Linked DNA regions of Homo sapiens: region 1 is linked to region 2. Evidence: read pairs that join two places in POLR2A ChIA-PET (ENCODE). Cell type or tissue: OCI-LY7. All regions are shown on one strand. Links, peaks and the distances in the headings refer to the core of each region. The heading gives the core; the rest is flanking DNA. Region 1 has its middle 6.9 kb from the start of APBB1IP. Region 2 has its middle 65 kb from the start of APBB1IP.

Region 1 (4,402 bases), core at 91-4,090, 58 kb after region 2:
CGAGCACAAACCCTCTTGTGAACTGTGCATGTGAGGGATCTAGGTTGTGAGCTCCTAATGAGAATCTAATGTCTGATGATCTGTCACTGTCTCTCATCACCCCCAGATGGGACCATCTAGTTGCAGGAAAACAAGCCCAGGGCTCCCACTGATTCTACATTATGGTGAGTTGTATAATTATTTCATTATATATTACAATGTAATAATAATAAAAATAAAATGCACAATCAATGTAATGCATTCGAATCATCCTGAAACCATCCCCCCCACCAATCTGTGGAAAAATTGTCTTCCACGAACCCAGTCCCTGGTGCCATGAACTTAGTCCCTGGGAGACCATTGACTTAGAGGCTTAAGACAGCCATTTATCATCATCTTTCAGGGATATGAGGCTCAGCGCAGTGGTTCTCCCTTGGTCTCTCAAGCAGTTGTATTTAGAGGACAGCTGGCGCTGGAATCATCTGAAGTTTTCCTGGGTCTGGGCAGTGAAAATGGTGTCTTCACTTCACATCTGATGCCTCCATGCCCCACCATGTGGCTTCATTGCCGACACAGTAGCCAGGACTTCTTCATGACTGCTCAAGGACAGAAGAGGCAGGATTTAAGTACTATGTTCACCATCACTTCTGTTCTATTCTATGTGTCAAAGTACATTCAAGGGAGAGGGAGAGAAATGGATCCTACCTCTTAATGGGGAAGGAAGATATGGCCATGACTAGCTTTGGAAAATACAGTCTACTACAGATGGCATAAAAGTTAGATTTTTAAAAATAAGCTAGATATTTAAATCAGAAACTAATATCCCCTACAATTGAGGGCAAGTCAAATAAAATAAATAGACAAAGCTTTATAAAATGCTAAACTAAAGAAAATTACCTGTGAAAAAAAAGAATGACAGAAAGAAAAAGAAAAAGCTAGCAGGATTCTGACTTCAAGTCAACCCGGGTCCCCTTACAGAAGGTGAAAGTACTTTGGTCAGGAAGAGATTGGCCAGAATACATGTTGGATTTGATGGGCTTGCCAACAGAGTGAGGTAGTGAGACACAGTCAAATCCAACTCAGTGTAAACTGAGTTTCTTTACAGTTCTATAACACACATCTTTTAGCCACTAACCATCTTCTTCCGAAATACCTGAGGAATTCTGCTTTTATTTTCTTGAGACAGAGTCTTGTTGTGTCACACAGGCTGGAGTGCAGTGGCACAATCTCGGCTCACTGCAATCTCCGCCTCCCCAGCTCAAGGGATTCTCCTGCCTCAGCCTCCTGAGTAGCTGGGATTACAGGCATGCGCCACCATGCCTGGCTAATTTTTGTATTTTTAGTAGAGACGGGGTTTCACCGTGTTGGCAAGGCTGGTCTCAAACTCCTGACCTCAAGTGATCTGGCTGTCTTGGCCTCCCAAAGTGCTGGGATTACAGACGTGAGCCACTGCTTCTGACTGAAGTCTGTTTTCATTGGTCACTGTCCAAAGAGAATGCCACCTGGGGGGGTTTTCCCCCACACCATCGTCTCCATGATGGGCTGTTCTTCTGTGTTCATGGCCCCATGGGTCATTCTCTTCCCCACCTCCCAAACTCTTTCTTGCCACTCCTGTATCTTGAAGCTATTTCTGGAGTGTTCTGCTAACCTCAGGCTTTAACTGTGCCCTGAGGGCACCATTTCCACTGCAGCTTTCTCAAAAGAAAGTGGTTTATTCTCTTAAATTCCAGCCACCTTAAGTTCGGAAGGTGAGTTTATGGTTCTCTATGCTCCTCACTGCTACTTGCAAATCATAAATGACTAATCTTTTTATTAAAAACAAAACTAAAAGCAAGCGAAAAAAGCTTTCTCTTTTGAGGCTCATGCCACTTGACTAAACAATCCAGTTCTGCTTTCTCATTTCAAAACCTTGACACGTGACTCCCTGTCACCCTTTAAGATGACCTGAAGTCCTGTCATCATTCTGTTTGCCTGGGACAGTCATGAATTATAACTGTTTCTGTCTTTTTTTTTTTTTTAGATTATTGTCTCTGTCTTTATTTTTTAAATACTTATTTATTTATTTATATGTTTTATTATACTTTAAGTTTTTTTTTTTAGACAGGGTCTTGCTCTGTCACCTTGGATGACTGCAGTGGCATGATCACAGCTCACTGCAGACTCAAACTTCCAGGCTCAAGCCATCCTCCCACCTCAGCCTCCTGAGTAGCTGGGACTACAGGCACACACACCACACCCAGCTAATTTCTTATTTTTTGTGGCTGTGTTGTCCAGGCTGGTCTCAAACTCCTGGACTCAAGCGATCCTCCTGGCTTGAACTCCCAAAGTGCTGGGATTACAGGTGTGAGCCACTGCACGTGGCCTACAACTGTTTCTTAGCTTCCGATCCACTTGGCAATTTGGTACTCTCAAAAGTGTCCCGGTCTTGAGACAATAAATGATGTGGCCACTCCAATCCTGAGTGACTTAAACAGTTAGCTGGGATGATGCACATAGCCCCTTAGCCTCTCATTTCCTTGGTCATCTCAGCCACTCAGGCCCACAGTCACCCCTGGTCTATGTCAGCACACATTATTTCACTACCTCCAGAAGCAAGTTCACCCTGCCTACCTTCCGACCACAATAACCCATCCTTCCATCTGGTTTGTTTGGCCACTCCCATGGCGGCCACACTTTCTCCAAACCTAGCCCTGCAGGAGAGAGGCACAACCGAGCAGATGGCTTCCACTATAATTCATGATCGCCAGTTTCAAATGGACCCTCAGTCTGCCTGGAAATCCCACTACATGTTTCTGATCACCTCTCTCTCCCATTCTCTTCAATGACCTTATCAAACTTTCTCCAGCTCCCCAAATCCATGCCTGGCCTACCTCATAGTTCACTCTCAGCAGATGAACCTTCTTCTCACAAGGAAAACAGAGGCTTTAGATTAGAATTTCCTTATCTTACAGCCATATGAAAGAAGATCCTTATCTACTCTAAACTCACCCTTCTGCCTTTCCAGTAAAATGGAGGAGGTCTCTTTTCTCTTATCTGGGAGCCCATTCATTTACCTTCATTTGGACTCAACCCACTTCCTCCATCTTGAAAACTTTTCACCATCAATTATTTCTACTCTCTTGTTAATGTCAACTCCTCACTATCATCTCAATTCTTCCTGTTTGAAAATAATGTTAAAAAGATACATAAAAGGCTGGGTACACTGGGGCTCAGGCCTATAATCCCAGCACTTTGGGATGCTGAGGTGTGAGGATCTCTTGAGCCCTGGAATTAGAGGCTGCAGTGAGCTATGATCACACCACTGCACTCCAGCCTGGGCAACAGAGCAAGACCCTGTCTCTAAAAATAAAATAAAATAAAATAAAATAAAATAAAATAAATAAAATCTTCCTCAATTTCATGTCTCCCAACCACTGCCTCCCTGTCCCCTTTCTCCTCTTTATAGGTGATATGGTTTGGCTGTGTCCCCACCCAAATCTCACATTGAATTGTAATAATCTGCACATGTCAAGGGCAGGGCCAGGTGGAGATAACTGAATAATGGCAACCATTTCTCCCATACTGTTCTTGTGATAGTGCATAAGTGTCATGAGATCTGATGGTTTTATAAATGGGAGTTCCTCTGCACATGCTCTCTTGCTTGCTGCCATGTAAGACGTGACTTTTCTCCTCATTCCCCTTCCACCATGATTGTGAGGCCTCCCCTGCCATGCTGAACTGTGAGTCAATTAAACTTTTCTTTATAAATTAGCCAGTCTCCGGTATGTCTTTATTAGCAGTGTGAGAACAGATCAATACAATAGGCAAACTATTCACAAGTGTTGCTTTGCTCACCATCTTCATTTCTTCACACCCTATTCACCCCTCAACCCACTTTGGCCTCCAGCCCCAACATGCTATTACAATTGGTTTCTGAGGTCACTAACATTGCTAAAGCCAATTGCCACTTTGCAGTCTTGTCTGACTTGTCCTTGCAACATCTCTGGATATCACTGACCACATCCTCCCACACTGTGGCTTCCACAGAACTTTCCCCTGGTTTTCCATCCACCCCTTTAAAGCTCTTCCTCTGTGTTCTTTGTGGGCTCTGTGTCTTTTGCTTTGGATGGTGGAGTTCCTTAAGGCTTAGCCTGAGGCCTCTGTTTCATCCCACACCATAGTCTCTCTACGCAATCTCATAAATCACCACCTATATGATGATTACTCAAAATGTATATCTCTAACTCTGAACCACGCTTCTCTGGGCAAAGGATTCTTATATACAATTCTCTACTTGAAGTCTCCCCTTGGATGTCCTAAAGATTTGTCAAATTCAACTTGCAAACAATAAAACTCACTATCTTCCCCTGCCCAAATACTCCTCTTCCAGAGTTCCCCATCTTGATGATGGGATGGTCAGCCATCATCATACAAACCTGATTCT
Region 2 (4,402 bases), core at 166-4,165:
ATCTGGTAGAATTCAGCAGTAAATCCATATGGTCCAGAGTTTTATTTGGTTGGTAGTTTTTTTTTTAATGATTCAATTTTATTGCTTGATATTGGTCTATTCAGGGTTTCAATCTCTTCCTGATTCAATAAATTACTGCTTCCAGTAATTTATCTATTTCCTCTAGACTTTCTAGTTTGTATAAATAGAGTGGTTCATAGTATTCTCTGAGGATCTTTTGTATCTCTGTGGTATCAGTTGTAATGTCATCTTTGTCATTTCTGATTGTATTGATTTCGATATTTTTTTTTCTGTGTTAATTTAGCTAGCAGCCTATCAATCTTGTTTGTTGTTTTAAAGAGCCAACTCTTGGTTTCATTGCTCTTTATGGATTTTTGCATCTGAATTTTATTTAGTTCTCTAATTTTAGTAATTTATTTTCTTCTGATAGCTTTGGGATTGGTTTGTTCTTTCTTATTGTTCTATTAAGTGAAAAGTTAGATTGTTAATTTGATATTTTTTAACTTTTTGATGAAGGCATTTAGGGCTTATTAATATTTTTGAATCCCTAACTAATATGGTATGAAGTTGTTTTCTTGCAGGAGGGTGATCAAACTCTAAAAATTATCATTGGTTTTAAAAATAACATTAGGTGATACACTGAAAATTTCAGTTTATTTGACACCATGATGAAAAAGATAAAAATTATTTTAAAGTATATCTCTACTTTAGTTAGTACAAAATTTATATTTTCTTCCATTAAAATGAAAAATATTTTCCATATGCCTGATCTTTTCAGAAAGGTTAATCTCCAAAATATAACCAACAATCTTTGTTAGTTAAGGTATTTATATTGTTCACGGAAGAAAATCCTCTCTTAAATACAACTAGAAGCAACCTGTTTAATATTACTAAAGATTGTGACATGTGGCTTCCATGTCCTGCTTTGTCAAAATAGAAGCAGAAGAAACAATGCTGGAAGAGAAATGGAAATGAGAAAGACCATTACAAATCATCTACAGATAAACATAAAATTTATAACTAAACAATATGGGGTGTGAATTATCAAAGACAGAAAAGTTATTCAAGGTCTAATCCAGAATCACTTCTGTACTGGTTTATGTCTTGGGAGTTTAAAATGTAAGGCATTGCAAGAGTTGTACGTGTAAGCAATGGAGTTTCTTTTGTATTAAGAAAGAAGTCTATATTTATCGAAACTCAAAAACTTCCTGGTAATTTAATTCAAAATGCTTCCTACAACCCATCAGCTGTCCCTTCATCTTCAGACTGGTAAGATATTTTCCAACCAACTGTTTTTCATAACTGGGCCTGAGGTCATGTTCACATCCAGACCTGTATTTTTCACCTTGCTCGATACTTTGCCCTTTTAACACTTCTAAATCAGAAATAACTAAGTTCTGCCACACCATTCTCAGGGAATGTCTCTCTGGGAAGAACAGAGGTTGTTAGAATGCTTTCCTTAGAGACTCCTTTGAAATTGTATTGTCCTGTACAACAAATAATAGACTAGGAGTCAGGAAAACCACATGTTGAGCAACTCACCTAACACGTCTAGGCTTCAGATATTTTTATCAGCTTCCGTAGAAAAAAAATGTATTTAAATTTAACAAAGTAAAATTGCTACATTATTGTCCATTTTTTGAGATTTTTGCCAGTTATCAATTTATTGCCTCTCAATTCCAAATCCACCCTTTTTTAATTTAAAAAAATTTTGTAACACTGCATTGAGATGTAATTCATGTACTGTACAATTCACCCTCTTAAAATTTTCAATTTCATAGTTTTTAATACTCACAGAGTTGACAATTATCACCACAATCAACTTTAGAACATTTTTATCAACCCAAAAAGAAACCCCATACCTTTCAGTAATCACCTCTCAATTCTTCATCCTCTCCCCATCAGCCCTCAGCAACTGCTAATCTACTTTCTGTCTCTATAGTTTTGCTCATCCTGGACCCTTCATCTAAATGGAACCATAAAATATTTAGTCTTTTGCAACTGGCTTCTTGCACTTGGCATCATTGTTTCAACTTTCACCCATGTTGTAGCATATATCAGTACTTCATTTCTTTTATTGCCAAATAACATTCCATTGTATGGATATGCCCCATTATATTTATTCTACCAGTTGATGGACATTTGTGTTGTGTCTACTTTGTAGCTGTTACGAATAATGCTGCTGGGAACATTTCTGTACAGGTGTTTATGTGGATGTGCGTTTTCATTTCTCTTTTTTGTTTTTATTTTTATCCCTGGGAGTGAAACTGTTGCATCATATGCTAACTATATGTTTAACCATTTGAGGACCTCCCAGATTATTTTCCAAAGCAGCTGCACCACTTTCCCTTCCCGTAAGCAGTGTATGGACACCAACTGCTCCACACTCTCACCTACACTTGTTACCTGTCTTTCTGACACCTTTTGGACAGTAACAACCATCTTAGTACATGTGAAGTGGTATCTTATTGTAGCATCCACCCTTCTTTGCAGTGCTCTGTGAGACACAGCATTTTTTTTTCTTTGCTGCCACGAAGTGAAACTTTTCTGTATAGGCTGTGGAAGGGATGCCAGAAGAGGGAGGAGATTCTTCCTGATTTTGGTATGCTTTTCTTCTCTTTCCTAAAGCAAGGCTGCTAGTGGCATGCAAGAGACCTACTGATGTTCACCTTCCTCCAAGTTTGGCTGGCTCCTAGGCAGGCAACTTCCTTCTCACCAGCCCCAAACTCTACAAACTTGGAAGAGGGTTCCCCACCTACTGCAGACCAGCTCGGGTCAGAGACAGCTCAGGAACTTCATCGGCATAGGCTACCAGTGCCTTAGGCCACAGCTGGTCCGCAGCTGGTGGGGATCCCTCTTCCAAGTTTGTCCTTCGTGGATTCTCTTTCCCTTAGCCCTAAAGGGAGTAACTGTCGCCTATCTTTGCTATTGCTGTGTTGTTTGGAATTTTCCTTTTTCCCTTTTACTAATTGTAATTCCTAGTTAATAATATTTGTTTTTAAGAGATGGGGTCTCACTCTATTGCCCAGGCTAAAGGGCAGTGGCACAATCATAGCACACTACAACCTCAAACTCCTGGGTTCAAGCAATCCTCCCATCTCAGCCTCCCGAGTAGATGAGACTACAGGCACAAGCCACCTCATTCGGCCCTAGTTAATCATCTTTCTCTTAAATAGTCCTTTGTATATATTACTGATGTGATCTCTATTACTGATGTGATCTCTATTACCTGTCTGGACCCTGACAGATATAAGATTCACCATCTTTTAATGCAACATTTTTTTAAATTAATCATATCAGCACTACTCTAAAACAGAGTTCAATTATTTTTTAGAAACTTAGGTGCATTAAACTACCATTGTAATGTGGTCTAAACGACTTTTACAAGTTTTCCACAGGATCATAATGTAAAAATATCTAGTAAACAATTGTAAAAAGAAAATTATAAAGGGAAATTCTAAAACTGCTGAATTGTTATCATTTCAATGAACAAACTGTAGTTTTATATGATACTTTACTTTCAAATTTTAATCAGCTATCATTTGAAACAAATGCAAACACATGTGTCCAACACAAAAACAAAAGTTGGAATCAGCTGCTTCATGTATTTGCAATATATGTGTCCCTTTAGCAGCTACTTTCTATCACATTCAGTCTAAAGGTTACGATCTGTCTTCAAATTACAGGTGAAATGAGAGCACTTGCTTATGATACAGAAGAAAATGGACTAAGGAGAGCTTTCTCTAGCCATTAAGATCAAATTATAATGGAAACTAAGGAAGTGGTTCTGCATTGTCATCAGTTAGAACTGCCAAGTTTATAGCGAACCAGTCTGGCGTAGGCACGGCCCCAAACTGGATGGAACTCTATTCATCCTTCTCTAATTTATTTTTATCTTGCTACTTCCTTAAAGCTGCCTTAAATCATGTCAGAAGTCCACATCCATGCTCAATACCCAGCATTTGTTCTGGCACCTGCTGACCTTTTGCTTTTATGTTGTTCATTTGATACTTTCTATTCAACATATAATTGTTGGTAAATCCTGATGTGAATGTCCATGCTACAGCATTGTAGCCCTGAGGTACCACCAGATACCAAAAAAAAAACTGACTATAATTATTAAGAAGCCATTAACCTGGGCTACTCAAGTGAAAAATAAAGCATCAAAATTTTACTCTCAGGTCAATGTGAACATGGCTATGAAGGCATTCAAACTAAGCTCCAGATTGCTCTGCAGAAACACAGCCTGACCTTCATTACCATGATGCTATCATTGAAGTTGTACACAGGCTACAATTCTCAAGATGACTCCTTGAAAAATTTAAAAAATTTATTTTTAAAATTTCTCTAGAATAACAGTGTTGGGCATCTGTTAAATAGAGCAGTCTTATGGCTCTCCTGA

Evidence for each region. Peaks named below come from ENCODE experiments on the same cell type or tissue, not always from the same donor. Only the 100,000 strongest peaks of a DNase experiment are listed, where the experiment ranks them.
Region 1: POLR2A ChIA-PET joins it to region 2 with 6 read pairs; 3 of 35 experiments call an interaction of 5 or more read pairs at or near these places.

Annotation. Positions count from the first base shown.
Region 1 is chr10:26,429,209-26,433,610 of GRCh38, forward strand. No RefSeq gene overlaps it. Among named protein-coding and RNA genes, the nearest start is that of APBB1IP, 6.9 kb to the right of the region's middle. RefSeq lists an enhancer at 1,469-1,818. In OCI-LY7, for the core only: no CTCF peak of the experiment used is centred there; a DNase peak (open chromatin) is centred at 1,873.
Region 2 is chr10:26,370,786-26,375,187 of GRCh38, forward strand. No RefSeq gene overlaps it. Among named protein-coding and RNA genes, the nearest start is that of APBB1IP, 65 kb to the right of the region's middle. In OCI-LY7, for the core only: no CTCF peak of the experiment used is centred there; a DNase peak (open chromatin) is centred at 2,246; H3K4me3 peaks cover 2,472 bases; H3K27ac peaks cover 3,415 bases.